Regions from separate parts of the Mus musculus genome. Here region 1 is linked to region 2. The links are chromatin loops, found by intact Hi-C in ENCODE. Cell type or tissue: heart. All regions are shown on one strand.

The links. Hi-C counts contacts between places; a loop is a spot of excess contacts. Peaks named below come from ENCODE experiments on the same cell type or tissue, not always from the same donor. Only the 100,000 strongest peaks of a DNase experiment are listed, where the experiment ranks them.
Region 1: a loop joins it to region 2, with 6 times the contacts of the local background. A loop is called at or near these places in 2 of 42 quality-filtered maps.

What each region holds. Positions count from the first base shown.
Region 1 is chr3:145,904,553-145,907,052 of GRCm38, forward strand. No RefSeq gene overlaps it. Among named protein-coding and RNA genes, the nearest start is that of Gm35187, 15 kb to the left of the region's middle. In heart, a CTCF peak has its summit at 1,135 (motif pointing left); no DNase peak of the experiment used is centred here; H3K4me3 peaks cover 225 bases; H3K27ac peaks cover 1,115 bases.
Region 2 is chr3:145,364,388-145,366,887 of GRCm38, forward strand. It overlaps Col24a1 (collagen, type XXIV, alpha 1), which reads left to right. Exons shown (of 60, transcript NM_027770.3): 19 at 2,458-2,500. Among named protein-coding and RNA genes, the nearest start is that of Gm35133, 26 kb to the right of the region's middle. In heart, a CTCF peak has its summit at 1,022 (motif pointing right); no DNase peak of the experiment used is centred here.

The DNA.
Region 1 (2,500 bases), 540 kb after region 2:
TACACTTCTGGATCACAGTCAGTCACGGAGCAAAGCCAGGGCAGGAACCCAAGCAAGAATTTGCAGCAGAAACCATGAAGGAACAATGCTTGCTGGCTCCCGTATGGGTTCACACTTACCTAGCTTTCTTAGACAACCCGGGACCACAGGCCACAGTAGGCTGGGCTCCCCTACAGCAACTAAGAACAAAGACAACCCCCCACAGACATCCCCACAGGCCAATGTGATTCGGCTACTCCTTCAATTGAGACTCCCTTCCCAGATGACCCTGGGCTACATCAGGTTGGCAGTTAAAGCTAACCACCGCGTGGGGTAAGCTGGCTGGCTAGATGCTCTACCAGTGAGCTCTAGATCTTACTGAGAGACCCACCCTCTACGAATAGGGTGTAAAGTGATAGAGGAAAACTCCCAGGGTTAATCTGGGCCCTACACACGCCTCATACACCTGTACCCACACATGTACACACACACACTTGCATGCATACCACACACATGTACACAGGATTGTTTTTAAGGTTTAAGTAATATATCATTGTCATAGCGCTGCACTCTTGTGGCTCTCTGGGACCAGGACATGTTATAACCTCATTCCTTTAATTCTCACAAATGCCTCATGGCGTTGTTGAGAAAACTAGGGGCCGGCCACAGGGTCTAGCAGCACGGTGTTACTATCCTAGCACTGGGGAGGCAGAGACAGGCCAATCTCTCCGAGTTTGAAGCCAGCCTTGTCTACACAGAAAGTTCCAGGCCTCGTTGGCCCCCATGGGTAGTCACAGATTTACTGAGCATAGATCTGGGGCTGTCACCCAGTTCTGTTCGGCAGCACAGCCCTTCTCCTCAGCATCGTCCTCTGCTCGATATTGAAAGCAAGTGTTCCAACAGAGTTGAAAATTTCAAATAATGACACAGCAAGGCACCTGCAGAGTGTTTGCTACACTTCCCATCTCTGCTTCTCCGTATTAATTCGTGTCTCACCGCCTGCCCTCTCACCGCCTGCCCAGCCCCCACTACTGCCACCACCACGGGCAACCCTTAATTTCTCCTCAGAAACAAAAGAAATCTAAACTATGTTTGCAGAGGTCAGTTTTTGCAGAAAAAAAAAAATTGTGTGGTCGCAGCGCCCTCTGGTGGTGGCATACTTGTTTTCTCGGTGACTCTCTTGGTCCAGAGAAGCAAGAAAGGACTAGAACCGCTACCCAACACCAAAGAACTAACCTGCAAGAAATCTGCTTCGCAGTGAAGCTGAGAAATCTGCCTTTTGTTTGCCTTTCCTTACTTCTACTTTGCTGAGACCCAGGAACGTGGCACCAAGAGGACCAGGGGAGGGCAGGAAGCTGTCAGGATGTGCCTAGGCCTGGGGCTATCTCAAGACATGGAGAGCACAAAAGCCACCTGTGATCTTGGTGATAGCTCTAATTGTCAGCTTAACACAATTTAGAATCATCTAGAAAGATTCTTACAGCTTGAGACAGGAAGGCACACACTAGTAAAGACTTATACGGTAGATACATAGTGCCGACCTCCTGGTTAGGATGGAAGTTAGACAGGAGCCAGTATACATAGAATGCCTAGGCTGGTGGTGTTCAAGAAATAGTTACAACACCAAGGAGGCTGGAGATAAGGAGTGGAGGAGGGAGGAGGAGGAGGAGGAGGAGGAGGAGGAGGAGGAGGAAGAGGAGGAGGAGGAGGAGGAGGAAATGGGATCACGACTTCTCACGAATGGCTTATATTTATAACCATGGCTTGTGGTTGTAGAAGCAAGAGAGTGAGGTGGCTATTTCACACCAGCATTCAGGAAGGAGAGAGGGAGGGAGAAGAGAGAGAGGGAGGGGAAGGGGGAAAGGGAAAGAGAGTGAGAGGAAGAGAGGTGAAGCCAGAACTGGGCTGGACTTCAAAGCTCAGGCCACTCCCCTCAGTGGCCCACGTCCTCCGGCTAGGCCCTGCTTCTCAAAGGTTCCACAGCTTCCTAAAATGTCTCCACCAGCTAAGAACCAAGACTCCAAACACACGAGCTGTGCTTCAAAGAATGAGACAGCGGGGAACACAGTACCCTGCTTAGGAGAGACTAGAGACTGGGAGCAGAGATTTAACAATATTGCCATCCAACAGAGAAAGTAGGGGTGGATATCTCCTTGCCAGAGGTGCCCTCATTACAAGCCAGCCTTGCCCTTTGCCACCGTTCCCTCTGATCTGTTGAAAGACAGATGGGACAGCCACCTGTTCAGAGTCCATGCCGCTGAGAATGTCACACGTGCTGTTGGCTGGAGAACAGATATTAAATCCTGAGGCGTATCTGCTTGAACCTCAATACCTGCCGGACATCTACTGCCATTGGAAGCACGGCTCTTTGACCTTGACCCAACTGGAAATGGAGAGTGGCCTGTGGACATTGAAAGAACAGAGGGAAGCCGGGCAGTGGTGGCACACGCCTTTAATCCCAGCACTTGAGAGGCAGAGGCAGGTAGATTTCTGAGTTCGAAGCCAGCCTGGTCTACAGAGT
Region 2 (2,500 bases):
TGGAGAAAGGGTGACCTTATGTGGGGCTTGGGTGACACCTAGCCTACCCTACACAGCAAGACCAGGCCCTAGTGAGGGGCCTTGTCTCAAAAGATAAGGTGGAAAGTGCCTAGTAATGGCACCCAAGATTGACAACACACACACATAGGCATGCGGTCTTCCATACATATGTGCACCCATATGGACACACACACACACAATAAATTGATGAAAAAAACCTTTCCTTTGGTATCTAAACTCATTTGTGTCTTACTAATACCAAGATATTTGGCCTCAAAATTTTCTCCAGTAAGGGTAGAAGTCCTACTTTATGAACATTTTTTACACAAAATCAATTGACTTAACAAGAGACAAACTGCATCACTTGGTTAAGCAAGTGTGTGCCTGCCTGAAAGTTTTGTCTGCTGCCGTGGAAGAAATGACTCTCAGGATGTCTTCCTAAGTCCTAGCTCGGGTTTTCTGTCATCTTAGATTTTACTGGCTGCTTTTAGTGCATCCAAGTGGATCTGAGTTATAACATGAAAAAATATTTTCCAGATGTAGGAACGGCCTGATGTGGAAGGTGTGTACCTTCTGGAACAGGGAAGGTTTTGTTCAGCAAGTTCAGAACTCAGGGAAGGTTACGACTCAGGAAAGGTCAGGAACTCTTTCTCCCAAAGCTATAGAAAACAAAGACAATATGTTCTTAGCGCTTGTGTGTGTGTGTGTGTGTGTGTGTGTGTGTGTGTTGGCTACCTTACCATTACTGTACTAGAAATTTCCTCATTTATAGAAACTCACTTAGCATAGAAGCATTCTGTAAACTACTTGAAAATTCTTCATAAAAATGTTTTATAAAGGAAAACGGACATCCCTAGAAAGCTGACAACTTAAGTTGTGTAAAAAATATTATTGCAAAAAAATGAATTAAATTGCTCCATATTTTTTTTTTTTAATTTGCTTGTCAGTCAAATCAAAGGCCTTAGGATATGCTATTTTTCCCCTTGGGTGCTTCTAGTTACATCCTAATTGATTTTTGCCACTAGAGGGCCCCAGTGAAACCCACCCCATCACTCTTTAAGAGAGGTGCTTGTTTATTTAGATTTAAGACTGCCTTAAACACTGATTCGGGTAGACTACACGTTTGTTTCTGCCATTCTACCCTTAATTACCCTTTGCCCAAACCTCCTAGATGCTGGTGTGGTAGCTGTTCTGAGCTCTCTCATGTCAGATGGCTTCACACTGAGCCTTCTCAGCCAGTCAATATGGGTATCTGGTTGTTGGGAAATAGGACCCCTTGTGCATGGTGTGTCCTGCAATTTGATGTCATCTTAGGCCTGTTCTAATCAGAGTCAAGGCTCATGAGGAAGCTTGCAGGAAAGTTAGGAAATGCAGTAATTTTCTCACTGAAAGCAAGAGGGCCTTTGTATTGCTTCCTCTGGTCTGTGCTGTCATCTCTTGGGAGCATCTATCCCTTCTCAGGCTCAGGCCCCTTTCATATTCTGTCTGTTTTACAGCTTCACTATGAGTAAAACTTTCAAAATATTGAAACCAAACCCTCAACATTTAATCCCAGACTCAAAGTGATCTGGGGATTGCAGGCAAAGCTCAGAGAAGGCTGGGGCGGGAAATGGACAGTTCCTCATTGTCGCCTTGGTTAACACTCCTGATCCTTCTATGTGCCCTGGTTCTGCACCATCCACACGTTGTCTCATTTAACCTCCGAAAAAACTGCAAGGGTGTTAGCATTCATTATCATTGTCCTTCTGATCTTTCTGATGAGCTAAGGGAGATTTAGAGACACCAAGCAGCAAGGATTGCAGTCCTAGCGAGTCATAATTACTCCACCAAGCTGCTCACCAAAGCCAGGAGGAGAGAAAATTTCAGAAGTGTCCTGGGACTCTGATGAAAAAAACAAAAACAAAAACAAATCCTCTTCTAAGGCTCCTTGCTGCTGTTTTATCAGCCAGCCTGACTCTGGAGAAGCACACACACATATGTATACATATGTACACACACACACGTGTATACACACACATATACATACACATACCTGCAAATACATACATGCATGCACATATAAACATATATACACACATGCATACACTCACACATGTGCACACATACACGTGCACATGTATACATACATGAACAGTTTCACACCTACACTTTTCTATCTAACAGAAGTAAATATATATTGCACCATAAACATTAAAAATAAGTCTCACAGTGATGATGTAATGAAAAGTGGGTGAAGCCCGAAGCCAGAAAAGGTTGCTGATGCTCTCAAGGGCTGGCAGTGTAGATCCAGGGAGGAGGACTCTGAAGACCTTTACAAATTAAGTCTCTGGAAAACCATTGCAACCTTGTTTGACATAATATAGTAAAAGTTGCTCAGCTGCAAAATGTTAGTTCCTGCTTCCAGTTCTATTTATTAAGTTAATATTTATATTTTGATTTTTTTCCCTCCCCTTTTAGGGACAACCAGGTGACCCAGGACCACAAGGACCATCTGGCCCTC